Regions from separate parts of the Homo sapiens genome. Here region 1 is linked to region 2. Evidence: chromatin loops called from intact Hi-C (ENCODE). Cell type or tissue: dorsolateral prefrontal cortex. All regions are shown on one strand. Each heading gives the region's core, and the rest is flanking DNA. Links, peaks and the distances in the headings are about the cores only. Region 1 overlaps SELENOW (selenoprotein W). Region 2 overlaps BICRA (BRD4 interacting chromatin remodeling complex associated protein).

The links. Peaks named below come from ENCODE experiments on the same cell type or tissue, not always from the same donor. Only the 100,000 strongest peaks of a DNase experiment are listed, where the experiment ranks them.
Region 1: it touches region 2 in a loop (2.7-fold over the local background); 6 of 110 quality-filtered maps call a loop at or near these places.

Annotation. Positions count from the first base shown.
Region 1 is chr19:47,781,030-47,795,826 of GRCh38, reverse strand. SELENOW (selenoprotein W) reads right to left here. Exons shown (of 6, transcript NM_003009.4): 4 at 14,645-14,719; 5 at 14,439-14,537; 6 at 11,145-11,537. The coding sequence ends at 14,457. It also overlaps the pseudogene RPL23AP80. Among named protein-coding and RNA genes, the nearest start is that of SELENOW, 9.7 kb to the right of the region's middle. RefSeq lists an enhancer at 14,174-14,759. In dorsolateral prefrontal cortex, for the core only: CTCF peaks have their summits at 5,073, 5,279 (motif pointing left), 6,656 and 6,858; DNase peaks (open chromatin) are centred at 5,266 and 6,856; H3K27ac peaks cover 3,519 bases.
Region 2 is chr19:47,687,923-47,701,892 of GRCh38, reverse strand. It overlaps BICRA (BRD4 interacting chromatin remodeling complex associated protein), which reads right to left. Exons shown (of 15, transcript NM_001394372.1): 8 at 7,167-7,778; 9 at 6,813-6,993; 10 at 6,419-6,528; 11 at 5,381-5,442; 12 at 3,111-3,259; 13 at 2,834-2,928; 14 at 2,488-2,590; 15 at 1-565. Among named protein-coding and RNA genes, the nearest start is that of EHD2, 19 kb to the left of the region's middle. RefSeq lists enhancers at 2,227-2,521, 2,255-2,795, 2,796-3,338, 7,708-8,265, 8,266-8,825. In dorsolateral prefrontal cortex, for the core only: CTCF peaks have their summits at 2,382 (motif pointing left), 3,391 and 3,593; DNase peaks (open chromatin) are centred at 2,360 and 3,722; H3K27ac peaks cover 3,667 bases.

The DNA.
Region 1 (14,797 bases), core at 2,662-10,661, 91 kb before region 2:
ATCCTAAAATTAGACAGAAATGCAGATTTAGAATAGCCAAATAATCTTGAAAAAGAACAAAACTGGAGAACGTATACTACCTAATTTCAAGATTTATTATAAAGCTACAGTAGTCAAGAAAGTGTGTTATGAGCATAAAGATCAACAAAGAGATCAGTAGAATAAAAGAGAAAATCCAGAAATAGATCCACATATGCAATCAACTTGTTTTGAACAAAGTATCAAGTCAATTTGATGAGAGGATGGGGAGTTTAACAAATGGTCCTGGGCCGGGCGCGGTGGCTCACACCTGTAATCCCAGCAGTTTGGGAGGTTGAGGCGGGCAGATCACAAGGTCAAGAGTTCGAGACCAGCCTGGCCAATATGGTGAAACCCCGTCTCTACTAAAAATACAAAAAATTAGCCAGGCGTGGTGGCACATGCCTGTAATCCCAGCTACTTGGGAGGCTGAGGCAGGAGAATTGCTTGAACCTGGGAGGCGGAGGTTGCAGTGAGCCGAGATCAGGACACTGCACTCCAGCCTGGCGACAGAGAGAGACTCCCTCTTTATTTTTTTTTATTTTTTTTTTTTATTTTTGAGACAGAGTCTAGCTCTGTCGCCCAGGCTGGAGTACAGTGGCGCGATCTCGGCTCACTGCAACCTCTGCCTCCCGGGTTCACGCCATTCTCCTGCCTCAGCCTCCCGAGTAGCTGGGACTACAGGTGCCCGCCACCACACCCGGCTAATTTTTTGTATTTTTAGTAGAGACAGGGTTTCACCGTGTCAGCCAGGATGGTCTTGATCTCCTGACCTCGTGACCCGCCCACCTCAGCCTCCCAAAGTGCTGGGATTACAGGCGTGAGCCACCACGCCCAGCAAAGACTCCATCTCAAAAAAAAAAAAAAAAAGGTCAAAAACAAAAATTAACCTTGTCTTTTCACAAGATGCTGCCGAAAGCGAAGGAAGCTCCTGCCTCTCCTAAAGCCCAAGCCAAACCGAAGGCTTTAAAGGCCAAGAAAGCAGTGTTGAAAGCCGTCCACAGCCACACAGAAGAGAAGATCCGCAGGTCACCCACCTTCAGGCGGCCCAAGACAGCGCGACTCCGGAGGGAGCCCAAATATCCTCAGAAGAGCGCCCCCTGGAGAAACAAGCTTGGCCACTCTGCGATCATCACGTTTCCGCCGACCACTGAGTCCGCCATGAAGAAGACAGACGACAACAACACACTTGCCTTCATTATAGATGTTAAAGCCAAGGAGCACCAGATCAAACAGGCTGTGAAGAAGCTCTGATTCGGCCTGACGGAGAGAAGAAGTCACATGTTCAACCGACTCCTGGTTACAATGCTTTGGATGTTGCCAACAAAATTGGGATCATCTAAACTGAGTCCAGCTGGCTAATTCTCAATATATGTATATCTTTTCACCATAAAAAAGTAAATAAATAAAAATAAACTGGGCTGGGCACGGTGGCTCACCCCTGTAATCCCAGTACTTTGGGAGGTTGAGGCGGGCAGATCACCTGAGGTCAGGAGTTCGAGACCAGCCTGACCAACATGGAGAAACCCCATCTCTACTAAAAAATTAGCCGGGCGTGGTGGTGCATGACTGTAATCCCAGCTACCCGAGAGGCTGAGGCAGGAGAATCACTTGAACCCGGGAGGTGGAGGTTGCAATGAGCCAAAATCACGCCATTACACTCCAGCCTGGGCAACAAGAGCAAAACTCTGTCTCAAAAAAAAAAAAAAAAAACAAAAACAAAAACAAAAAAAACCTTGACTCCCACCTCACTCCAAATGAAAAGCTACAACCAGGAAGCTTCTAGAAGCATCCATAGGAGAATATTTTTACAGTCTTGGAGTGAGCAAGGATTTCTTAGACCAGGCTGTGCACAGTGGCTCATGCCTGTAATTCCAGCGCTTTGAGAGGCTTTGGCAGGAGGATGGCTGGAGCCCAGGAGTTCAAGACCACCTGGGCAACATGGCAAAACCCTGTCTCTACTAAAAATACAAAAAAAGCTGGGCACGGTGGCTCATGCCTGTAATCCCAGCACTTTGGGAGGCCGAGGCCGGAGGATCACCTGAGGTCAGGAGTTCGAGACCAGCCTGACCAACATGGTGAAACCTTGTCTCTACTAAAAATACAAAAATTAGGTGTGGTGGCTACTCCAGAGGCTGAGGCTGGAGAATTGGTTGAACCCAGGAGGTGGAGGTTGCAGTGAACCAAGATCGTGCCACTGACTCCAGCCTGGGTGACAGAGCCAGCCTCCCGTCTCAAAAAAAAAAAAAAAAAAAAAAAAAGATATGCAAAAAGGCCAGTAAGCCCATGACATCAAAAATCATCAGGGAAATGCATATTAAAACTAAAATGGACCACATGCAGTGGCTCACGCCTGAAATCCCAGCACTTTGGGAGGCCGAGGCGAGTGGATCACAAGGTCAAGAGATCGAGACCATCCTAGCCAACATGGTGAAACCTCATCTCTACTAAAAATACAAAAATTAGCTGGGTGTAGTGGTGCATGCCTGTAGTCCCAGCTACTTGGGAGGCTGAGGCAGGAGAATTGCTTGAACCCAGGAGGTGGAGGTTGCAGTGAGCCAAGATCATGCCACTGCACTCCAGCCTGGTGACAGAGCAAGACTCCGTCTCAAAAAAAAAACTTTGGGAGGCTGAGGCAGGAGGACTGCTTGAGACCAGTCTGGGCAATATAATGAGACCCCATCTCTATAAAAATATTAAAATTAACTGAGCATGATGGTACACACTTGTAATTCCAGCTACTTAGGAGGCTGAGATGGGAGGATCACTAGAGCCCAGGACAAGGACACAGCAAGCCTTGTGTCCAGCCTCAGTGACAAAGCAAGACCCTGTCTCGAGAAAAATAATAAATAAGAAATAAACATATGTCCACAGGAAGACTTGTACAAGAATATTCATAACAACTTTATTCATAAAAGACCAAAATAGAAACAGCCCAAGTGAATGGTTAAGCAAATTATGGTATGTCCATACAATGGACTATAACACAGCACTGAAAAGGAACAAGCTGTGGATACACATGTGATATGGAAGAATCTCAAAATCATTTATGTTGGGTGAAAAAAGCCAGACACAAGAGGTTGTATGTGATGCAATTTCATTTCTATGAAATTCTAGAAGATATGGAAATAATCTGTAGTTACAGAAAGCTCTATATGATACTATTTCATTTATATGAAATTCTAGAAGAGACAGAAGTAATCTATAGTTAGAGAAAGCAGATTGGTGGTTGCCCAGGCAGGTGTGAGAATGAATATAAAATGACTGCAAAAAGGTCCCAGGGAAATTTGGGGGCTGATGGATGCTTCTTGTTTGGGTGCTGGTATCATAGTTGTATACTTTGTTGTTGTTGATCCTTTTTTGAGACGGGTCTCACTGTGTCACCCAGGCTGGAGTGCAGTGGCACAAACATGGCTTACCGCAGCCTTAAGCTCTCAGGCTCAAGTGATCCTTCCACCTCAGCCTCCCAAGTAGCTAAGACTACAGGTGCACACCACCATGCCCAGCCAATTTTTTTTTATTTTTTGTAGAGACAGGGTCTTGCTATGTTGCCCAGGATGCTCTTGAACTCTCGGGTTCAAGTGATACTCTTGCCTCAGCCTCCCAAAGTGTTGGGATTACAGGCATGAGCCACCGCACCCAGACAGTTGCATACATTTATCAAAGCAATTATACTGAACACTTAAGACAAGTGTGTTTTATCTAATGTAAAGAAAGCATCTATCTTTAAAAGTTGATGTTTTAAAACTCTGTGAATTGGGCCTGGTGCGGTGGCTCATACCTGTAATCCCAGCACTTTGGGAGGCCGAGGCGGGCAGATCACCTGAGGTCGGGAGTTTGAGAACAGCCTGACCAACATGGAGAAACCCCGTCTCTACTAAAAATACAAAATCAGCTGGGCGTAGTGACACATGCCTGTAACCCCAGCTACTCGGGAAGCTGAGGCAGGAGAATTGCTTGAACCTGGGAGGCAGAGGTTGCAGTGAGCAGAAATCGCGCCATTGCACTCCAACCTGGGCAGCAAGAGCGGAACTCCATCTCAAAAAAATAAAATAAAATAAAAATAAATAAATATAAAATAAAAAATTAGCTGAGTGTGGTGGTGCGTGCCTGTAGTCTCAGCTACTTGGGGTGCTGAGGCAGGAGAATCTCTCGAACCCAGGAGGCAGAAGTTGCAGTGAGCCGAAATCATGCCACTGCACTCCAGCCTAGGTGACAGAGTGAGACTCCATCTCAAAAAAAAAAAAAACTGTGAATTTTTAATATGAAAGATTTTTTGGTGAAAGGGAGGGTTTGGAGAAGGGTTAGATGAGTCAAATCATGTAAATCTTAACACTGATTATGGTCAGTGATCAACAAACCATATCTGCCATTATTATAGCTAATAATAGCATCACATACAGAATGTTCTTGGTCTTTTTCTGTCAGTCTCTCTCTTTTTTTTTTTTTTTTTGGGATGAAGTCTCTCTGTCACCCAGGGGCTAGAGTGCAGTGATGCGATCTCAGCTCAGTGCAACCTCTGCCTCCCAGTTTCAAGCAATTCTCCTGCCTCAGCCTCCCAAGTAGCTGGGAATACAGGCACGTACCACCATGCCATTTTTGTGTTTTTAGTAGAGTCGGGGTTTCACCATGTTGGCTAGGCTGGTCTTGAACTCCTGACCTCCAGTGATCCAACCACTTTGGCCTCCCAAAGTGCTGGGATTACAGGCGTGAGCCACCTCGCCTGGCCCACATCTTCTTCAATTATCTTGTTGTTGTTGTTTTTTCGTCTGTTTGTTTGTTTTTTGAGTCAGGGTCTCACTCTGTCGCCCAGGCTGGAGTGCAATGGGTGTGATCTCAGCTCACTGTAACCTCCACCTCCTGGGCTCAAGGGATCCTCCCACCTCAGCCTCCCGAGTGGCTGGGACCACAGGCGCGTGCCACCACGCCTGGCTAATCTTTTGTATTTTTGGTAGGAACGGGGTTTTTTCACATTGCCCAGGCTGGTCTCGAACTCCTGACCTCCAGAGACCCTCCCATTTCAACCTCCCAGTGTTGAGATTACAGGCGTGAATCACTGAGCCCGGGCTCATTCTTCAATACGCATCCAGTGACCATGTAAGTACTGTTAACCCACTCTGGTGGGGGTGGGAGGACTGTTCCCTCTATACCATCCCCTCCTCATCCACCACCCCGCCCTCCCACTGCCCGCCGTCAGATGGAAGCACCCCCACCTCTTCCTTCTGCTACTCTGCCTCTCTGCTGCCCCCTGGTGGCAATCCTGGCCCTTGGGTCTCCCCGGCGCTGGTTCTCTGACCCTGTCCTGGTCCCATGTAGCAAGTGTTCCAGTCCTCTTAAGCCAGGGCCAGTCTCAGCAGAGCAGAGAGAGAATTAGATCCGATTTGGAGGCAGGAGACACCCGACAGGCTACTGGGGGAGGGGGCGGGGACAGAGAGCTTGGATAAAACAAAAGCCCCTCCTGCTTTGGGAGGTCGAAGCGGGCAAATCGCCGGAGCCCAGGAATTCGAGACCAGCCAGGCAACATAGCAAGACCCCGTTTCTATAATAATATTTTTTAAAAGAAAAGAAAAGAAACCAAAGGCTGAACAACTTGAGCTTACAAAGAAGAGCTGCAATGAATTGAAAGACGTCAGATGCATGAAAGTCCATTGGTTCACAATGGTCCTCAAAAAAGAGAGAAAAAAAAAACTAGAGAAAGTTGTTGAGGCTCCAATTTAATATTCTGAAAACTGCTAAATTAAAAAGAATCTCCTGGCCAGGCGCAGTGTGGCTCACGCCTGTGTGGCCGGGCACAGTGACTCACACCTGTAATCCCAGCACTCTGGGAGGCCGAGGTGGGTGGATCACCTGAGGTGAGGAATTTGAGGCCAGCCTGGCCAACATGGTGAAACCCCGCCTCTACTAAAAATACAGAAAAAGGCCAAGTGCGGTGGTTAACGCGTGTAATCCCAGCACTTTGGGAGGCCGAAGCGGGCGGATAAACAAGATCAAGAGATCGAGACCATCCTGGCCAACATGGTGAAACCCCATCTCTACTAAAAATACAAAAATTAGCCGGGCGTGGTGGCGCATGCCTGTAATCCCAGCTACTCGGGAGGCTGAGGCAGGAGAATCGCTTGAACCCAGGAGGCGGAGGTTGCGGTGAGCCGAGATCTTGCCACTGCACTCCAGCATGGGGGACAGAGCAAGACTCCGTCTCAAAAAAAGAAAAAAGAAAAAAAAAGAGTTTAATTGGATTATTTGTAACACAAAAGTTAAATGCTTGAGGGGATAGATAACTCATTTACCCTGATGTTATTAGTATGCATTGGATGCCTGTATCAAAATAGCCCATGTCCCCCATAAATATATACACCTACTATGTACCTAGAAAAATTTTAATTTTTTTTTTTTTTTTCACTCTCACCCAGGCTGGAGTGCAGTGGCGCGATCTCAGCTCACTACAACCTCCGCCTCCCGACTTCAAGCGATTCTCCTGCCTCAGCCTCCCGAGTAGCTGGGAGCTACGACGCCCGGCTCATTTTTGCATTTTTAGTAGAGACGGGGTTTCACCATGTTGGCCAGACTGGTCTAGATCTCTTGACCTCGTGATCCGCCCTCTTCGGCCTCCCAAAGCGCTGGGATTACAGGCGTAAGCCACCGCGCACGGCTAAATTTTAATTTTTAAGTTTTAAAAAGAAAGTGTCATGTCACCAATTCAAAGATGGTGATTCACTTGACTACCCTAAAATCTAGATGACCGGAAGTGATTCCTGGTGACCCACAGGGATTCCACAGTGATTCCTGGTCTTCCGCGGTGATCCGAGGTGAACTGAGAAGATGCAGTTCTCAGACGCGGCCACATGCTGTCGCTGTTAGAAAGGAATTCACGGTGTCTCCCCTTTTCAGGCTGGGTGATGGTCAGGCTGAATTCTTTGAAGGTGTGAATTGTCTTGATTACGCCAAAATCCGATGCTGGCGTTTTCATGCATACGGTACGATTAAAATAAGAGCCCTGGTAGATATTTGTAGTGCTCACCAAGTTTTCAAGTTCTCATCCCTTTCCTAAACACAGGAAGACTAAGTTCCCCAGCCAAGTTCTGCAGGTAGGCAGGGGTTTCGTGGTAGGGGTTCTCAAAGTGGGCGGGGCTGCGTAACTGGTTCTGGCCAATGGGCTGTGACGAAAGCTGATACGCATCACTTCCTGGCTGATGCTTTTAGCAGCCAATGCCTGCTCTGAAGGCCGAAGCGGGAAAGATCGCTTGAGGCCAGGTTCGAGACCAGCCTGAGCAACATAGCAAGGCCTCCCACCCTGCCCCATCCTCGCCCAGTTCCCCAACAAAATGAAAAAAAATAAATTAGCTGGAAGTGGTGGTGCGCTTGTAGTCCCAGCTACTACGGAGGCTGAGGTGGCAAGATCGCTTGAGCCCAGGACTTCCAGGCTGCAGTGAACCGTGATCATGCCACTAACACTCCAGCCTGGGCGACACAGCGATACCTTCGTCTCTTTAAAAAAAAGAAAAGCAGGCCGGGAACAGTGGCTCACATCTGTAATCCAGCACTTTGGGAGGCCAAGGAGGGTGGATCACCAGGTCAAGACTTTGAGACCAGCCTGGCCAACACGGTGAAACCTCGTCTCTACTAAAAATACAAAAATTAGCTGGGCGTGGTGACGTGCGCCTGTAGTCCCACCTGGTCAGGAGGCTGAGGCAAGAGAATCGCTTGAACCCCGGAGGTGGAGGTTGCAGAGAACCAAGATCATGCCACTGGACTCCAGCCTGGGCAACAGAGCAAGACTCTGTCTCAAAAAAAAAAATGAAAGAAAAGAGAAAAGAAAAGCCAATGCAAGATTGCCTACGCTGTCTCCGCTCTGTCTACTAAAGCTGCTTTGGGGCCAGGTGCAGCAACAGAATAACAGAATTGCACAGTCCGATAACAACTAGCCACATATTACATGGGTTGAATGTTATTTTTCTTTTTTTTTTTTTTTTTGAGACAGGCACTCACTCTGTCGCCCAGGCTGGAGTGCAGTGGTGCCATCACAGATCACTGCAGCCTCGACCTCCCGGGCTCAAGCAATCCTCCCACCTCAGCCTCCCAAGAAGCTGAGATTACAGGCATGCACCACCATGCCCAGCTGTTTTTTGTATTTTTTGTAGAGACAGGTTCTCACTATGTTGCCCAGGCTGGTCTCAAACTCCAGGGCTCAAGTGATCCTCCCAGCTTAGCCTCCCAAAGTGCTGGGATTCCAGGCGTGAGCCACTGCGCCCGGCCAAATATAATCATTCAGTTCCTTGGTCGTGTCACATTTCAAGTTGTCACCAGTAACATGAAGTCAGTTGCTATGGTGTTGGGCAGGGCAGATATGGAAAAATTCCATCATGCTAGCCGGCACGGTGGCTCACGCCTGTAATCCCACCACTTTGGGAGGCCGAGGTGGGTGGACCACCTGAGGTTAGGCGTTTGAGACCAACCTGGCCAACGTGGTAAAACCCCATCTCTACTAAAAATACATTAAAAAAAAAATTAGCCAGGCATGGTAGCTACAGGCAGGCGCCTGTAATCTCAGCTACTTGGGAGACTGAGGCAGAACAATTGCTTGAACCCAGGAGGTAGAGGTTGCAGTGAGCCAAGGTCCCACCATTGCACTCCAGCCTGGGCAACAAGAGTGAAACTCCATCTCAAAAAAACAAAAAAAGAGAAAAATTCCATCGTGCAGAAAGTTCTATTGGACAACATTGCGCTAGATTCCTGACTAGAAGCAGGAGAACTGTTGCTCTGGAGAGGGCTTTGCATGTGCTGTGTTCATCCATGGAGATTTAGGTTCGTTCTGCTTTAGGTTCGTTTAGATTTAGGTTCCCACTGAAGCATAAGCCAACCTAGCCCAGCCCTGCCAGAATTCTTGCTTAAACAAAGAACTGAAAAGTCTTGTGTCATTTAAATGATGAATGGGTGCCACAGTGTGCCTTGGCTAACAGGTGGAGTGCTGACAGCTGAGGATGTTGATACTGGGCTGACCCCAAATGTGAGACCAGTTGGCAAATGGGATTACGGTCAACCTCCATTGAGTCTCAGATGTTCAGATGCCACTCTCTGTGATCTCTCTCTACCTAGCTTAGAACTACACCACCAGGGCCCGGTGCGGTGGCTCACGCCTGTAATTCCAACACTTTAGGAGGCCGAGGCGGGGGGATCGCCTGAGGTCAGGAGTTTGAGACCAGTCTGGCCAACATGGTGAAACCCCATCTCTACTTGAAAAAAGAAAAACAAAACACACACACACACACACACACACACAAAATTAGCCAGGCGTGGTGACATATGCCTGTAATCCCAGCTACTCAGGAGCTGAGGCAGGGGAATTGCTTGAACCAGGGAGGTGGAGGTTGCAGTGAGCTAAGATCGCGCCACTACACTCCAGCCTCAGCGACACAGCGAGACTCCATCTCAAAAAAAAAAAAAAAAAAGAACTACACCACCAGGCCAGGCTCCGTGGCTCACGCCTGTAATCCCAGCATTTTGGGAGGCCAAAGGAGGAGGATCACTTGAGGCCAGGAGTTTGAGACCACCTGGGCAAAATAGCAAGACCCCATCTCTAAAAAAAAAAAAAAAAAAGAGCCAGGCATGATGGCATGTGCCTGTGATTCCAGATACACAGGAGGCTGAAGCAGGAGGATCACTTGAGCCCAGGAGGTCGAGGCTGCAGTGAGCCATGATCCTACCACAGCATTCTAGCCTGGGTGACAGAGAACCTGTCTTAGAAAAAAAATAAAGAACTATACCACCAAAGGACTGTCATACTAAGAAAATCCTCAGAATCATTAGAAATGAAGCCATGTGGGGGCTTGTTTCTTGTTGCTATTGTTCATTTGGTTTGGGGTTTTTTTGTTTTTTGAGACAGTGTCTCAGTGTGTCGCCCAGGCTGGAGTGCAGTGGCACGATCTCAGCTCACTGCAACCTCTGCTTCCCAGGTTGAAGCGGTTCTCAACCTAGTGGCAGGTGGCGAGTAGCTGGGATTACAGGCACCTGCCACCACACTTGGGCTAATTTTAGTAGAGGTGGGGTTTCACCATGTTGCCCAGGCTGGTCTTGAACTCTTGGCCTCAAGCAATCTGCTCACCTTGGCCTCCCAAAGTGCCGGATTACAAGCGTGAGCCACTGCACCCGGCCTCTTGTTGCTATTGTTGATGGCTGTCTTGTGTTTCCCAGATGTCACTGAGCAGAGATCCATGGAATGTGGTGGGTTTCAGGAGTCGCAGCATTTGACTTGGGGGAGGAACAATTTTATTTCTGTCCTCCCAGAATGAGTGGGTCAAGGTTTGAGAGTGAAACAGTTTAGAATTGTACCTGATTTGAGGAAAGTGTCCATGCACTTCATGGCTATCAATAGTTACAAAAACAGCCGGGCATGGTGGCTCACGCCTATAATCCCAGCACTTTGGGAGGCCAAGGCGGGAGGATCCCCTGAGGTCAGGAGTTCAAGACGAGCCTGGCCAACATGGTGAAACCCTGTCTCTATTACAAAATCCAAAAATTACGTCCGGCGCGGTGGCTCATACCTGTAGTCCCAGCACTTTGGGAGGCCGAGGCGGGAGGGTCACAAGGTCAGGAGTTTGAGACCAGTCTGGCCAACATGGTGAAACCCCATCGCTACTAAAAATACAAAAAATTAGCTGGGTGTGGTGGCGGGCATCTGTAATTCCAGTTACATGGGAGGCTGAGGCAGGAGAATCGCTGGAACCGGGAGGCGGAGGTTGCAGTGAGCCAAGATCGCACCACTGCACTCCAGCCTGGGCGACAGAACAAGACTCCGTCTCAAAAAAAAAAAAAAAAAAGAAAGAAAAAGAAAAAGAAAAAGATTAGCCAGGCATAGCAGTTCACACTTGTGGTCCTAGCTACTCGGGAAGCTGAGACGGGAGAATCACTTGAACCCAGGAGAGGGACACTGCAGTAAGCTGGGATCGCACCACTGCACTCCAGAGCAAGACTGTCTTAAAAAATAACAACCTCAGCATTGCAGTAAGGTGCTTCCCTACAGAGGGTTGGTGCACTGAGCACTCAACACGTGGTTGCTAATTTCTGGGACGGGGTCCTGGAGGGAGGAGGCACAGGGGTAAAACAAGATACACTCCTCACAGGCACATTCAGTTAAATTCATCCAATATTTATTGAATCGTGAACGGTTGCAAACGTTGCCACAATCAGAAACCCACCCATCCTGATGCCTCTCTTGGCTTCCCCTTGAGAAGGATGCCTGAGGCGGGATGTCCCCCCAAACTCCAGGGGACAACTGGGGAAGACATGGGGTATGCAAAGAGATATGATGAAACCACGGGACAGGAGGAGGGTGGGGTGGTGTGGATTCCGGGGAAGACACATACACACAGACTCTCCCGCTCAGAGGCAAAGACCGGGGGCGTCAATCTCTGCCCCCAACAGCAGCCACGAGAACATCAGGGAAAGACCAGGTGTCCACAAGACTTTTCAGTCCTTCCTATCATGAAGCGTCTGCTGAGAGGGGCTGGGTCAAGGTCCCTGGACTGTGGAGAGAAAAAGAGGTGGTTGGGGTAGGGAGTCAGTTTGCAGGAACAGAGGCCAGGCGTGGGGCCCATGTTAAAAGGAAGAAAGATAGCCGGGTGTGGTGGCTCACGTCTGTAATCCCAGCACTTTGTGAGGCTGAGGCGGGCGGATCACTTGAGCCCAAGAGTTTGAGACCAGTCTGGGCAACATGGTGAAAAAAACCCATCTCTACAAAAACTAGAAAAATTAGCTGGGCGTGATGGTGCACAACTGTAGTCCCAGCTACTTGGGAGGCTGTGGCAGGAGAATCGCTTGAGCCTGGGAGGTGGAGGTTGTAGTGAGCTGAGATCGCGCCACTGCACTCCAGCCTGGGTGACAGAGCGAGACTCTGTCTCAAAAAAAAAAAAGAATTCAAAGCCTGCATGGTGGCACCCCACCCCACGCTCAACAGCAACAGTCCACAATGCATTCAGCTGATGCAGCTTTGGAATTAGGCAATTCCATTTTTCTTTTCCTTTATGTTAGAGGGATTTGCTTTGTTTCAGACCTGCACATAAGGCAAGATATCGTTTCTGCATTACTTCAAATTGGCACGTCCCAATTCACATTGAACATGACCTCATTCTGCTCTGGTAAAGAATTTTAGGAAATGGAACTTGAGTTTAACGCATTTGAAAACTAGTTTTCTGGCACAAGGCACACTGGGAGCTGGTACTTGGGTCCACAGTGTGTTGGGATGGGATACTCTGTTCTAGATCAACATGGAATGGGAACTGGTGCTGAAGGTTAGAGGGGAGTAAAAAGTATGGCCAGGCGCAGTGGCTCACGCCTATAATCCCAGCACTTCGGGAGGCCGAAGCAGGCGGATCACCTGAGGTCAAGAGTTCAAAACCAGCCTGGCTAACACGGTGAAACCCCGTCTCTACTAAAAAATACAAAAAATTAGCCAGGCGTGGTGGCAGGCGCTTGTAGTCCCAGCTACTTGGGAGGCTGAGGCAGGAGAATGGCGTGAACCCGGGAGGCGGAGCTTGCAGTGAGCCGAGATCACGCCACTGCACTCCAGCCTGGGCGACAGAGACTCCGTCTTAGAAAAAAAAAAAAAAATTTGCCCAGCATGGTGGCAGACATCTGTAATTCCAGCTACTCACGAGGCTGAGACACAAGAATCCCTTGAACCCAGGAGGCAGATGTTGCAGTGAGCCGAGATCACACTACTGTACTCCAGCCTGGGCGACAGAGCGAGACTCCACCTCAAAAAATAAACTATGCTCCAGGCCCTGCAGTGCCAGAGACCAGAAAAAGGGCTAGTAACTGTTCTAGAATGGGTTGGGTTTCACGCTTATCTGGACCATACTGGCTTACAAACTGGAAAATCAGACTCAGAAGGTGCTGGAAAGTAGTTCTTTGTTCCTGAGGTTCATATAGAAATTGCCACTTGTTCCACAATGTATTAGGCTGGAAACAATACTTGGTTCAGAGTGCTTAAGGAGGCCAAGCACGGTGGCTCACGCCTGTAATCCCAACACTTTGGAAGGCCAAGGCAGGTGGATCACCTGAAGACCAGCCTGGCCAACAGGATCAGACCTACTAAAAATACAAAAATTAGCCGGGCATAGTGGCATGTGCCTGTAATCCCAGCTACTTGGGAGGCTGACACAGGAGAATTGCTTGAACTCGGGAGGCAGAGGCTGCAGTGAGCCGAGATCGCGCCACTGCACTCCAGCCCGGGAGACAGAGCAAGACTCCATCTCAAAAAAAAAAGAAAGAAAGAAAGAAAAACAGTGATAAGGAACCAGTAGCCAACTCCAGGAACTAGTGGTCAATTCTAGTGCTTAGGAGCTGGTTCACATTTTTCAATTGCTGGGTTGGGAAGGGGGGCTCAGGTTTACAGTGTGTTGGGAGCTGGTGGTGTATTTCATTCTCGGCTCTATGGGGAGAACTGGGAGTCAGCTCTAGGGTTTTTTTGGAGCAGACAATCCATTCTAGAGTTAGCATTTGTTTCTAGAGCATTCTTGGACTCATGTTCAGTTCCAAAGTGGGTAAGTTTCTGGAGCTGGATCAGGTCTGGAATATTCCTAGAACTAATTCTCAGGTTCAGAGCCCGGTGATAATTAGTGACCTACTCGAAATTGTGGAGCAAGGAAATTCTGTCTCAAAACATGCTGGGAACTTGGCCGGACGCTGTCACATGACCTGCTGGGTTGGGAACTGTTTCTTGGCAATGGGACAAAGACCTAGAGTTCCGGATTCTGAACCGTTGGGTTGCTAGCACTTTTCATTCCCAAACCAGGAGAGCTGTTTTAGGGCAGCCCTCTGACCCCACCACCAACTCAGCTGTCATCTTGCATACCCCATCTCAGCTGTCATCCTGCATACCTCTGACCCTATCTCAGCTGTCATCCTGCACACCTCTGACCCCATCTCAGCTGTCATCCTGCACATCTCTGACCCATCACCATCTCAGCCGTCATCCTGCACACCTCTGACCCATCACCATCTCAGCCATCATCCTGCACACCTCTGACTCATCAGCATCTCAGCCGTCATCCTGCACACCTCTGACCCATCACCATCTCAGCCGTCATCCTGCATACCTTTGACCCATCACCATCTCAGCTGTCATCCTGCACACCTCTGACCCATCACCATCTCAGCTGTCATCCTGCATACCTTTGACCCCATCTCAGCTGTCATCCTGCATATCTCTGACCCATCACCATCTCAGCTGTCACCCTGCACACCTCTGACCCCATCTCAGTTGTTGTCCTCCACCAACCGGGTCTAACTTTATCCCGCTCGCTCTGGGGACACACGTGATGTCCCCCCCATCTCCCAGGCTCTCCACCCTGGGCCAAGGAGTCAGAGCATGGGGCAGGGAGAAGATCCAAAGGGTGGTGTCCCTGTCTAGTGGGCCCCCTCACCTCTGCCTTCAGGGCGCATTAGCCCTGAGCCAAGGCGGCTTTGATGGCGGCCACCAACTTCAGAAACTTGCTTTCTGTGTCCACGTAGCCATCGCCTTTCTAGGGAGGGGAGGAAGAGGGAAGGGGTGAGCTGGGACCGAGACACCAACCTCAGCCCCAACCCCATGCTAGCCCCAAAACCAGGCAGGACGGACAGACAGACATACCTTCTTAGAGTGAATCAACTTCCCGGCTACCATCACTTCAAAGAACCCGGTGGCCTGGGGAGTTCCCTCGCCGCACTGAGGAAAGGGGGTAGGGGAGATGTTGGAGGGGCTAAGATGTCCTCTTGGGGAGACCCTCCCCTTCCCAGGGGGATG
Region 2 (13,970 bases), core at 1-8,000:
AGTGGCAGGCGCGGGCAGTGCGGGGCGGTGCCCAGGGGCTTGCGCTCGGGGGCGGCAGGCGGCGGGTGGTCCACCGTGCCGTTCATCTGGCCCGTGGGCGGCGGTGGTGGTGGCGGCCGTGGCGGGGGCTCGGCCACCTTGAGGGTAGCGGGGGGTGGCGGGGGCTGGTGCACGGGGTCCAGGGCCGTGTTGTGCACGACCTTGCTGAGCCCGGCTTCCTGCTTGATCTTGAGCTTGAGCCCGATGCGGCTCCGGGCCTCGTAGGTCTTGATGGGCGGGCGGTTGCGGGAGGGCATGGGGCCGTCCTCGTCGGCGTCCAAGGAGGAGGCGGCAGAGGAGGAGGAGGAAGAGGAGGACAGGGAGGAGGACGCCCGGGCCCAGGTGACCGAAGGGGAGCCGCCTGCCCCGCCGTGCCGGATCACAAGCTTGGTGGGCAGGTGTGGAGGGGGCTGGGTGGAGGCCCCGGGAGCTGAAGACGACAGGGGGCCGTGGCCGGGAAGCCGATGACCCTCGGAAGAGGCTGCGATGGGGAGGCCGAGCGAGCGGGAGGAAGACACGTACTCGTCTGCAGAATCGGGGCAAAGAAAACCCGCGGGGTTAGGATGAGGACCCCCCGACCGAGCTGGGAGGAGCTGTGTGCAGTGAGCACCTACTACCTGCCAGGCACCAGACTGCACCCTGGACCCTCCAATCCTCAGGATAGGCTTGGTGAGACCCTCTTCAGCAAGGCCCAAATTCCCCCAACTCTAAAACCACTGTGCCTGGCACAGCGCCACGAGCCACGTGGGGCTCATTCAGACATAAGTAAATTAAGAGAATACAAAACAAGGCTCAGGCCTGTAATCCCAGCACTTTGGGAGGCCAAGGGAGGGGGATCGCTTGAGCCCAGGAGTTTGAGACCTGCCTGGCCACAGTAGTGAGACCCCTGTCTCTACAAACAAACAAACAAAAAAACAATAAATAAAATATGAAGTTCTATTGGACAGCACTGCTCTAATTATATACATAACTTTTTAAAAATGGGGCTAAGGAGGTATCTAATTTCAAAATCTGGTCCGAAATGACATGAGGTTTTTTGTTTGTTTGTTTGTTTGTTTTTTTGAGACAGTCTCAATCTGTTGCCCAGGCTGGAGTGCAGTAGCGCCATCTCACCTCACTGCAACCTCCGCCTCCTGGGTTCAAGCGAGTCTCCTGCCTCAGCCTCCCAAGTAGCTGGGATTATAGGTGCCAGACACCACACCTGGCTAATTATTGTATTTTTAGTAGAGACAGGGTTTCGCCACGTTGCCCAGTCTGGTCTCACACTCCTGACCACAGGTGATCGCCCGCCTCAGCCTCCCAAAGTGCTGGGATTACAGGTGTGAGCCACCACACCCGGCTACATGAGGTTATTTATGGTCATGATTTATCTCAACTACTCTGGATACCCATCGATTTCACTCCAGAAATACTAGTGTGTTTGATCACACAGTGCTTCCCCAAACCCACTGGGGGTAAATCAGAAGACAGCATTGAGGTAGCTCATTGCCTTTCTTTTTTTTTGAGACGGAGTCTCGCTCTGTCGCCCAGGCTGGAGTGAGCTCATTGCCTTTCTAAAAGCAAAAAGATTCCAGAACATATCAGGCCCCGAGGGTGTCAGATAAGAGATTGTAAGCTGATCATCATAACCCCCACTTTACAAAATGAGAATACAGAGACACAGAGAAGGTAAGTAACTTGCCCAAGGTCACACAGTTAGTAAGTGGCAGAGCCAGGATTTAAACCAAGACTCCAGCATCGAGCCCCTAACCACGGAACTACCCTTCCTCTCCTACCCTAGAGACTTCAGACTCGCTCCTGGCCCCTCCTTCACTATGGCCACCCCTTTGCACTCATTTAAGTACCAATGACTACTTTTTCAAAATTAAGGTCCAGAGCTCGACGTAAAAAGCCTGCGCCTGGCAGCACAAAGCAGGGACCATGCTTTTATCCAGGGAAGCCCTGGAGTTGGAATGTGGGCAAAGGCTAAGGGAATATTCTGGAAACTCTGGCAGCTGGGATCTGCCTGTACCGTTTCCTGCAGACAGGAGACTAGAGTGAGGCCAGCGAGCCACCTAAGGTGCAACACTTAAGGAGGTGCTCACTCTCAGGGTCCCCAAGCAAAGGACTGGCACCCAAGAGTGGGCGTTACCTTATATATTTTGCAACCTAGGCGCCTGCTCTCCTGTTTTGTGTCCCACGGGGGTGGCAGAAATATTCCCCCCATCCCAGAGTGGTGGGGGTGGAAGGGCCACACAGGGATGGAGGAAGATGGATGTGGGCTATCTGGTCTGAGAGGCGGGAGGTCAGGGGAGGCACAGCTGCCAGCAGGAAGGTGGAGCTGGGGCACCGCCTAGTGGTGGAGTGAGGTAGGGCCACACACCCACTCCCCGCCCTGAATCTAACTCTTCTGCCCAGGTGGGGTGGGGGCACCTCTCCCTCCCCTCCCCTCTCACTCCCCCCTCTCACCCGGCTTCTCCTTGGCCAGCTGTTTATCCAAGGCAAGGGTGGTCTTCTCCTCCTGAATGAACATTCGGTCGATCATTACCATCTCCGCTGAGGGGCTCACCCTCTGGGGTGGGGGAAAAGACGACGTGCGAGTGAACCAGCAAGAAGGGGGAAGGGGCGCGAGCGACGGGGACGATGCGTGCAAGGTCCAAACTGTCCTTGTGATGGGAGCTCCCGCCTCCCTCCCAACCTCCCTCCCGGGGCTAGGAGGGGCGGGAGGCTCCACCTTGCCCAGAGCGGGTGAGGGAAAGGGGCAGTGTCCCAGCGAGGAGGAGCCCAGAGGCGAGGAAGGCGACTCTGACCCTACCCGGGACTCCTCCAGGAGCAGGAGCCGATATTTATTGAGCATGGCCTGGGTGCGTTTCAGCAGCTGCGTGGAGACCGTCTCAAACTCCTCGTCCACTGCGAGGAAGGGAAGAGAGGCAAGGGCGGAGATGTTGGGGGCGGCCGCGGATGCGCAGGAAGGAGGGCGGGGCAGGGTCAGCATAGCGCACCGTGGACCTGCGGCTCCACACTGGCGACGCCCCGCCCCACGGGCTGGGGTCCCCTGGGACATATAGGGCCGTGTCCTGGGGAGGCCTCACCTTTGTGGTAGTCACTGGGGGAGGGGAGGGCGCCCTGGTAGACATGGTAGGGCAGGAGGCGATGCAGGGCGTCCTCAAAGGAGGGGAAGGCCGTCTTGTAGTCGGGGTGCAGGACGGAGCCCTGGTGTTTGTGCAAATGCTCCAGGAAACTGCGGGTGGAAAGGGGAGAGACCACACACGGCGGAGGGTGGGGGGGACGGGTGAGGGCCAGGGGAAGTCCCTGAACCCTCAGCCCCAGGCCGCAACTGAACACAACAGCGGGAAGGGGAATACTTGGGCAGTGGTGTTCCCATGTACTGAACGTGCTTGTTCCATCTCACTGAGTCCCTGGGGCCGACCAAAGCAGTGCTATCGCTATCCCCATTTTACAGAAAGGGAAGGTGAGGTCGAGGAAGTGAAGTCACTCCTCTCCAAAGCACGTAAGGGAGGAAGAGCAGAGCGGGAAGTGAGGCCAGAGCCTGGAAGCTGCTATTCTGCCTCCTGCCACCTGGGGCCAGTGTGGCTCCACCGTGCCTCCTCCAAAGTGCAGCCTTCGGGAAGAAGGGAGGGAGGCTGGATCCTGTCTTCTCACGGGCCGCTTTTGTAGCCCATGTTACAATGGGTTTTGTCTGTTGGCAGTGTGACTGTCTCCCCCACCAGGCAGGCCCAACTCCACCCTCGGCTAAAAACCAGCAGCCTCTCTGCACTGTGGGGGCAGGGACTTTGTGTCACTTACTCCTGTGTTCCCAACATGGGGCTCAGGCCTGGGCACTGAGTGGGGACTTAATTCACACTCCTAGGCCAAGCAGAGGCTCACGCCTGCAATCCCAGCGCTTTGCGGGGCCGAGGCAGAAGGATTGTCTGAGCCCAGGAGTTCAAGGCCAGCCTGGGCAACACAGCAAGACCCTGTCTCTACAAAAATTATTTAAAAATTAGCCGAGTGTGGTGGCACGTGCCTGTAGTCCCAGCTACTCAGGAGACTGAGGTGGGAGGATCACTTGAGACTAGGAGTTTCAGACCAACCTAGGCCGGGCATGGTGGCTCACACTTGTACTCCCAGCACTTTGGGAGGCTGAGATGGGTGGGTCACCTGAGGCCAGAAGTTCAAGACCAGACTGGCCAACATAATGAAACCCCGTCTCTACTAAAAATACAAAAATTAGGCAGGTGTGGTGGCATGCACCTGTAATCTCAGCTACTCGGGAGACTGAGGTAGGAGAATCACTTGAACCCAGGAGGCAGAGGTTGCAGTGAGCCGAGATTGTACCACTGCACTCCAGCCTGGGTGACAGAATGAGACTTCGTCTCCAAAAACAAAACAAAACAAAAACAAAACCAACCAGCCTGGGCAACATAGTAAGACCTTGTCTCCACAATATATATAAAAAAAAATTTTTTTTTTTTGGGTGAGGGCATGCAGTCTTGCTCTGTCGCCTGGGCTGAAGTGCAATGGCATGATCTCGGCTCACTGCAACCTCTGCCCCCCGGACTTATATGTTTTTAAAAAAACACTCATGGTGGGCTGGGCGTGGTGGCTCACACCTGTAATCCCAGCACCTTGGGAGGCCGAGGCAGGTGGATCACTTGAGGCCAACATGGTGAAACTCCATCTCTACTAAAAATACAAAAATTAGCCGAGCATGGTGGCAGACGCCTGTGGTCACAGCTACTTGGGAGGCTGGGGCAGGAGAATCACATGAACGGGGGAGGCGGAGGTTGCAGTGAGCCAATATTGTGCCATTGCACTCTAGCCTAGGTGACAGAGTAAGATTCTGGCTCAAAGAACCCCCCCTAAAACAAAACAAAAAACCCTGGTGGTGGAAGGAGGGCAGGAGAGAGGGCAGGCAGGCATCCAGCATTTACCCATCCATCCGCCCAGACTCCCATCCATCCATCCCCAAACACCCCCCCCATCATCCTCCCAACAGCCATGTCCACCCACTCACTTCCCCCACCCATCACTTCACCCACCCAGTGGGGCTCAGCACCGACGCGGCCCAGCCGTGTGGGAGACATGGAGGGCACAGCAACAACCAGGATGGACCAAACTGCCGCCCTCCTGAGCCCCAGCCTGGCGGAGCCACAGCCCACCCTCCCTCCACCACTCTCTGGTCACCCCATTTTCCAGAGGGGGAAACTGAGGGTCTATGAGGGAACTACATCGCTACCAAGAGGTGGAGCTGGGCTTGGCACTTGGGCCTGCCCAACTCTGCTTCTGGAGGGTGGCCCCATGCTCCCCCAGGTCTCTGGAAGGTACAGGGCAGGCATGCAAGGATGGGGTGTGGACTCACCAGGCTTCCTTGCTGGGCTGAAGCGTGGGGGGCTTCTTCAGGCCACTCAGTTTGCTCTCATACTGGGAGAAGAAAGGCGAGTGAGAGGCCTTTGCCTCCAGAAGCCTTCCCTCCCCCGACCAGCTTCCCCTCTAGCCTAGGATAAAGACGGGACAGGGGACCAGTGTCTCACCCAGGTGGGGGCCTGGCCCCAGCTACAGGATCCCCTGCCCATCACAATGAACCCCAGGGGAAGACCTGGGCTGGGCTGGGGAGTGGACGGAGAGGGTGACAGGCAGGCTGGAGCCCTGGGTGTCCTCTGCCTGGGTTCCCTCCGTCCCCTCGCCCAGGGCTGCCTCTGTGTGACCTCCCTCCTCTGCCGGATGCCTGCTTCCCACATCACCGCCCAGCACCCAGTGCCCCTGCCTCGCACAGTCTCTCTCCCAGTGTGGCTCCTGTCGTTTCGCCCCCCCGCCTCCCTTCCTGGCTTCCCCTCTTGTCCTCAGCGTCTGGCCTTCATTCTGGCATCTCCATCTCTGAGCTTCTCCCGGCCTCTTGGGTCCTGGTCCTCCCACCTGCTCCTCTCCTTGTCTTCTGTCTCCCCCACGTCTTACATCTACAAGTGGCCTCGGCCTCAGCTGTCCCCACCCTCTCACCCTTTCATTCTCGGTCCCTGATCTGCTCCGTCTCCGGTCTGTCTCATCTAAACCCGCCTTTCCTGTCCTGAGCTCACATCTTGTCATCTCAGCCCTGTCCTTCCCGTCCTGTGTCCATATCACCTGCTCTTTCCCCAGTCATAGTCCCTTACACTGTTGCCAGTAGTCTTGGTGCCGTCTCCGTCCCACCGTCTCCGTGTTTCTCCCTCATCTCTGGCTGCCTGTCTGGGTGTCATTCTGCCCTTCCTGTCCCTGCACGGCTGTTCGTGGTGTCTCAGCTGCCTGATGGTCCCAGCTTCATCCTGTCCGCGTCTTCCAGTGTCTCCCTGCCCCTGCCAGCCCCAGTTCCCAGTTCCCGAAGACTCCTGGTCCTGTCCTGACCCCTGCTCTAAGGGCCCCTTACCTGCAGCCCGGAGGGCTTCCCTGGCCCGGAGGAAGCGGCCTTGGCCACATTCAGGGTCGGGAGGTTGCTGGCAAAAGCCTTGTTCTCGGCTGGAAGCAGAGGAGGGAGGCCTGGGGGTGGGTGGGGTGGGGGAGACAGGGCCTGCGGTCACTGCATGAAGGCCCCCTCCTCAAACGGGAGCCCCATCCTGTACCCCACCGCTCTCCTCCTGGCCCTCCGGCCCTTCAAATCTGGGGCCAGCCCTGCCACCTCTGGCCTTCCTGTGTCCCTTGAGTTCTGGCTGATGCCCTGTGCTGAGTCCCACAGCCCTGCCCCAGCCCATTCTCCCTGCTCAGCCCCGCCCACCCATCTTCAGGCCCCGTCTCCCTGGGCACATAGGCGACCTCTCTCCTACCTGTGGCGGCCATGGGTGCCGGGGCGGGGGCGTGGCTGGGGGCAGTGGGGGTCCCAGATGGGGCCTGCCCACTGACCAGCACAGACGCAGCGGGGCTGGTGAGGGGCCCCAGGCTGGTGGAGGTCTGCGGGGCGGCAGGGGCCCCCCCAGCCTTGTTCTGGAGGATGATTCCGGACGGCACCTGAGGAGGGGACAGGTGGATGAGGGGTGGGGAACATAGGCTAGGTGTAGGGGTGTCCAGACGCAGCAGGGCTGGGGAGGATCACAGAGCCGTAAGGCGGAGGGGCTCCCATCAGACTGAGAGGGTGGGATGGGATGGGGCTGATGGGGCGGGCAGTCCCTGCCTCCCGTTACCTGGTGAAATCTCTCGAGAAGAGCCTTCGGCTGGGGCAGCGCTGGGAAGGGGGTGGTCACCATCTGGAAGGTCCGAGGAGGCGGTGGGGGGGGTGCTGCCGGCTCAGGGACCAGGTGGAGGGTTGGAGGGGGAGTGGGGGACTTGTGGGGCCCCTGGCTGGGTGGGAACTGGAGCTGGAAGTCGGATGGCGTAGGGGCTGGCAACCTGGAGGACGTCTCAGAGGAGGAGGCCACAGCAGAGGAGGTGGAGGATGGAGGGAGGTGGGGGGCTGGGGGCAGCGGTCCCTCAGGCGGCTGGGACTGGGGGCGGAGAGGCGGCTGCGGCGGGCCTGGGGCAGTAGGGGCCGGGTTGCTGGCAGGCGGGGGAACGCCTAGCTGGTTTTGGATGACAAAGATGCCAGGCAGAGTTGGGGGGGCCTGGGGTGGGGGGCAAGGGTGCAAGGGTGGCTCTGAGGGAGGGCGGGACACACTCTGTGGCCGGGAGGGTGGGCGGGAAGGGGGCCGGGTGGGGTGTGGGGAGGGCAGGTGGGGGCTGTCCCCCAGAGGGGCCTGGTGAGGTAGTGACGGGGACGAAGAGGGGCCTGGGCCCTTCAGCGGAGCCGCTGCCGGGATCTGGGCAGGGGAGGGAGGGAGAGGGGAGGGGCGGGGGTCAGAACCAACCATAGCTCCTGTTGCCCCAAGACACTGGGGTCCCCAGCCATCCCCGCCAGAAGCCCCCTTCCTAGCCCACACCCATCCTGAGAGAGGAGCCCACCACGGCTGCCCTTCCCTCCCTCGCCTCTCATTCCCCACAGCACCCCCTCCACCTGCCCTCGACCTCTGTCCCCCACCGCAGCTCCTCCACATTTCTCTGGCCTCCGATCTCAACCCCACTTCTGCCCCATTCCCCCCACCCCTCGCAGTTCCCCAGACAAAGGCGAGCCCTGCAGGGTTGGGGTGGCAGCAGCAGAGGAAGCAGAGGCAGTGGTGGCGGTGGCAGCAGGGGCACCACACCCGCTGCCCAGCAGGAGGCAGGAGGGCCGGGCGGCGAGCACAGCAGCGGGGAAGGAGGGCAGGCAGGGCAGCGTCCCAGCCGCCAGCCCCCACCAGCCCATCCAGCCAAGTCAAGGCAAAGAGACACCAGCATGATGCTGTGTACCATGGCTCGGGGTTGATGGCCACGGCACGGGGGCTGCCGAGAATACGGATGGCCACACAGGGACAGGCCTGGGTTCACAGCCACGTGTGGACCTCTGGATGCGGGCATGGGAAGGCCTGGACCCCCTTCTAAGTGTCCTGGGCACCTGCCTCTGTGTGCCTGTGTGTCCATGGCTGCAGGCCTACCTGGGCGCCACGTGAGCTTGCAGGTACAAGCGTGCATGCGTGTGCACGACGTACCAGACTCTGATGAAGCCTGTGTCTGCAAGCACACGCGATCTGGTGCTAGTTCTGTCACACGCACACAGCCACCTCGCCTAAAGCATGTCTCAGACGGAGCACCTTGCCGTTCTGGACCCTCCTCCCAAAGAATCATAACCAGAGCAGCCACTGTGTAACCAGTGGGCACCAGCTGTGCACCCAACACTGGGCTGGCACCGTGATACTTGCTGTCACAGAATCTGCATCCTAGTAACAGCTCATGCTGATCTAACACGAATGGCCGGCCTCCCGCATCCATTTGTGTGATCTCTCCCTAGCCCTGAGGGCAGTGGTAACACTGGACCCATTTCACAGATAAGAAACTGAGGCCAAGGCTCCAAAACTGGTCCAGACTCTCCAGGCTGGTGAAGGCGGAACTGAGGCCTTTACACTGCTCAGTGACTTCTGAGCCATTTCTCAAAGCTGACTGAGTTCAGGCTCAGAGGGCTCAGGATATCTGCCCGAGGACAGCCAGCACCACCACACTCCAGAACCGGGCATCTCGGCATGACATCAGATTCACCACCAGCTTTGGCCTCTAAGTCCCAGGGCCCTTCCAGCATCCCTTCCAAGCTGGGCCCTGAGTAACTTCTGACAGTTAAAGAACCAAACCAAACCAATCAATCAATCAGTCTTCAAAAGGTTTGCCACCTCTAAGAAGAGATGAGAGGCGCAGTCCTTGGCGCTGTGTACGGCTGGTGGGACTGCCTCCTGGAAGGCAGCTTGGTCTGGGGACTTTGAAAGGGTCACAACTTTGACCTGGAAATTCCCCTCCAGGAATCTGTGATGAAGAATATTCGGCCGGGCACGGTGGCTCACGCCTGTAATCCCAGCACTTTGGGAGGCTGAGGCGGGCAGATAACCAGAGGTCAGGAGTTCGAGACCAGCCTGATCAATATGATGAAACCCTGTCTCTACTAAAAATACAAAAATAATTAGCCGGGCATGGTGGCATGCACCTGTAATCCCAGTTACTCAGGAGACTGAGGCTGGAGAATTGCTTGAACCCAGGAGGCGGAGGTTGTAGTGAAATGAGATCGCGCCACTGCACTCCAGCCTGGGCACAAGAGTGAAACTCCGTCTCAAAAAAAAAAAAGAATATTCAAGTACTTGCTATGGGGTTGCCCACTTTGGGAGCATTTACAATAGAGGAAAAGGAGAAATGACTCAAATGGCCAATGGCAGGTGCGTCGCTGAGTCGGAGAAAAGAGAACTGGCCCACTCAGTAGGTTCCAAGGGCTCAGGGAGGTGGCCCACATGCAGCGGCACTCCAATGCTACATGAAATAGGAGAATAATACAACATTACAGGATCCCTGGGCACCTGGTAAAGTTGGATTATGGACAGAGGATATGACAACAGTATCATGTCAATGCTGTCTGCTTTATTTCTTTGCAGTATGATGGTTAAGTAAGAGAATGTCCTTGTTCTCCAAGGCTGAAATATTATACTAAAATATTAAGGGGTAGGCTGGCCGCGGTGGCTCACGCTTGCAATCCCAGCACTTTGGGAGGCCAAGGCAGGTGGATCACTTGAGCCCAGGAGTTTGAGACCAGCCTAGTCAACATGGTGAAACCCCATCTGTACTAAAAACACAAAAATTAGCAGGGTGCGATGTGTGCCTGTAATCCCGGCCACTCAGGAGGCTGAGGCAAGAGAATTGCTTGAACCTGGGAGGCAGAGGCTACAGTGAGCCAAGATTGTACCACTGCACTCCAGACTAGGCGACAGAGTGAGACTCAGACTCAAAAATAAATAAATACATAAATAAATAAAATAAAATATTAAGGGGCAAACGGGTATAATGGTTGCAACTTACTCTCAACTGATTCAGAAAAAAGTGTACACAGAATGAGAATGCTAAGGTCAAGGCAGATGTAGCAAAAGGCTGACAATGGGTAGACGTGGGAGGCAGCCACCAACAATCCTCACCTCCTTGTGTTCAGTCCCCTCCCATATGCTGGTCTTTGTGGCCAATAGAATTTGGCAGAAGTGATTATATGACACTTCCAAGATTAGTTATAAAAAGCCTGCGGCTCCCATCCTGAGCATTCTGTCTGTTTCTATTGGGTCACTCACTTTGCGGGAAGCCAACCGCTGTGTGTCATGTGCTGCCCTTTGGAGAGGCCCACTGAGGAAGCAATTGAGGCCTCCTGCTAATAGCCACACAAGTGAGCGTGGGAGCAGGTTCTCCAGATCAGTGGGACCTTCAGATGACCACAACTTCATGGGAGATCCAGAGCTAGAACCTCCTAGCTAAGCTGCTTTCAGATTCCTAATGTTTAGAAACAGTGTGAGACACGTGAATACTTGCTGTTTGAAGCTGCTAAGTTTTGAGGGTAATTTCCTGCATAGCAATAGATAACTAATACATCTAGTTGAGGAGTAAAGAACTCCTATGAGCTCTCTGTACTAATTCTGAAACTTTTTATGTGTTTGAAGTCATTTAAACATAAAAAGCTTAAAGATACCAAAAAATTAAAAAAATTTAATTTCATTCTCATCAAAAGTGCGCACACACACACACACACACACAATCCACAAATTAAGTCACATGCCAAATGACTTACTGGGGAAAACAGTTGCAACTCCAAATACAAAGTTCATCTCTCTCATATATAGAGAGACTCTAGAAATCACTAAGAATTACAACTGGTGAAAAAGGGGCAAAGGATATGATCAGACAGTGCACAGAAAAGGAAAGACAAAAGGCTTAAGTATTTTCAGAGCTACTCAACCTCACTTGTAATAAGAGAAATGCACAGCAAAACGCACCCCAGGGCACTATTTTTCACCCTAGGGTACCATTTACCACCCGTCGCATTAGGAATAAAGCCTATGTCTAGTAAAGATGCTTGTATATACTGCCCTTAGGGGTCTCAACTGGCACAATTTGCTACAACTCAAGAGGAACGCAATTCAGCAGTAGCTATCCAAGTTATAAATGCACATTTGCTTTAGTCCAGCAAACAGGCTTCCAGGAAGTAAACAGACCTGCATATGTGGGAAATAACAGGTGAACAAGTAGGCCGGGCGCGGTGGCTCACACCTGTAATCCCAGCACTTTGGGAGGCTGAGGCGGGTGGATCACCTGAGGTCAGGAGTTTGAGACCAGCCTGGCCAACATGGTGAAACCCCGTCTCTATTAAAAATACAAAAATTAGCTGGGCATGGTGGCGTGCACCTGTAATCCCAGCTACTAGGGAGGCTGAGTCAGGAGAATTGCTTGAACCTGGGAGGCGGAGGTTGCAGTGAGCCAGTATCACGCCATTGCACTCCAGCCTGGGCAAAAAGAGCGAAACTCTGTCTCAAAAACAAAAACAAAAACAAAACAGGTGAACAAGTTGTTTCCTGCAGCTTCGTGTAGAACGCCAAAATCTGGATATGGTCTAAAGTGCATCAATATGGCATTTCCTGGGGAAATGAACTGTGGCTCTTCTGTACAAAGGAATACTTCAAGACTCTAACAGAAAACAAGCAAACTCACTGTTGCTGCCACAGTAAGTACATAATGAGCTCCCCTTTGGGTACAAATGGGAGAGAAACGTAAACCATATTTGCACTAGGTTGTATATACACGAAGAACTGGAAAGGGATACAAAAATTAGGCCAGGTGGCCAGGCGTGGTGGCTCACGCCTATAATAATCCCAGTACTTTGGGAGGCCAGGCAGGCGGATCACCTGAGGTCAGGAGTTCAAGACCAGCCTGGCCAACATGGCGAAACCCTGTCTCTACTAAAAATACAGAAATTAGCAGGGCGGGATGGTGTGCACCTGTAATCCCAGCTACTCCGGAGGCTGAGGCAGGGAGAACTGCTTGAACCCAGCAGGCGTAGCTTGCAGTGAGCCAAGATCTTGCCACTGCACTCCAGCCTGGGCGACAGAGAGAGACTCAGTCTCAGAAAAAATAAATAAAAATAAATTAGGCCAGGCTCAGTGGCTCATGCCTGTAATCCCAGCACTCTCGGAGGCCAAGGCAGGAGGACTGCTTGAGCCCAGGAGTTCAAGACCAGCCTGGGCAACAGAGCAAGACCCTGTCTCTGGAAAAAAAGAAAAAAAAACTTTCTGATGATCATACTATGTGAATAAAATGACTTATTTAAAAAATGTTTTAAATAAAATTGGGGTCGGGGGGTTAAACAGAAACTTCATACCAAAATATTACTTCTTCTACAATATTTGTCTTAGAAAAAACAAAGCTAGGCCTGGCATAGTGGCTCACACCTGTAATCCCAGCACTTTGGGATGCCAAGGCGGGTGGATCACTTGAGGTCAGGAGTCCAAGACCAGCCTGGCCAACATGGTGAAACCTCGTCTCTCTAAAAATACAAAAATTAGCCGGGCTTGCTGGCATGTGCCTGTAAATCCAAGTTACTTGGGAGGCTGAGGCAGAAGAATTGCTCCAATCCCAGAGACAGAGGTTGCCGTGAGCCGAGATCGCGCCACTGCACTCCAGCCCGGGCGAGAGAGAGAGAGAGACTCTGTCTCAAAAACAAAAAATAAAACAAAACAAAGAAAAAAAAATTTTTTTTTTTTGAGACGGAGTCTCGCTCTGTCACCCAGGCTGGAATGCAGTGGCTCAATCTCAGCTCGCTTGCTGCAACCTCCGCCTCCCGGGTTCAAGCAATTCTCCTGCCTCAGCCTCCTGAGTAGCTGGGATTACAGGCACACACCACCATGCCCAGCTAATTTTTGTATTTTTAGTAGAGACGGGGTTTCACCATGTTGGCCAGGATGGTCTCGATATCTTGACCTCGTGATCCACCCAACTCGGCTTCCCAAAATGTTGGGATTACAGGCATGAGCCACTGTGCCTGGCCAGAAAAAATTTTTTTTTACCAACTGCTTGCACACAGTGGTATTACATGTGACTTATTTTTCTTCTTTGTTCTTTTCTGTATTTTCTACATTCTCTAAATGAGCACAAAATTATTATTATTATTTGGTCTTCAACTGCTAGCCTCAAGTGATCCCCCATCTTAGCTTCCCAAAGCAAAAAAACTAACATATGAGTGGATTGTTCACCAAGAGATTCCCTCCTTCTCTTCCTTCCATTTCTTTCTTTCTTCAGAAATGAGATCTCGCTATGTTGTTCAGGCTGACCTCAAACTCCTGGGCTCAGGTGATCCTCCTGCCTCAGCCTCCCTCCTGAGTAGCTGGGACTACAGGCATGAGCCACCACGCCCAGCTTCCAAGAGATTTCGAGAGCCCCACGTGGAGGCGGCAAGATGCTCAACTTCACACACAATTAGAGAAAAGCACAGGGGGTGTGTCACTTTCCAGCCTGGCAAAGAACAGGCCAGCTGCTAATCTCGTGTGTCAGTAAAGCTGCAGGACCAAGTGAAGCCATCACTGGCATGAACCTTTTCAAAAAGGTTTAGCACTTTCCACAAAATGGCTGGAAAG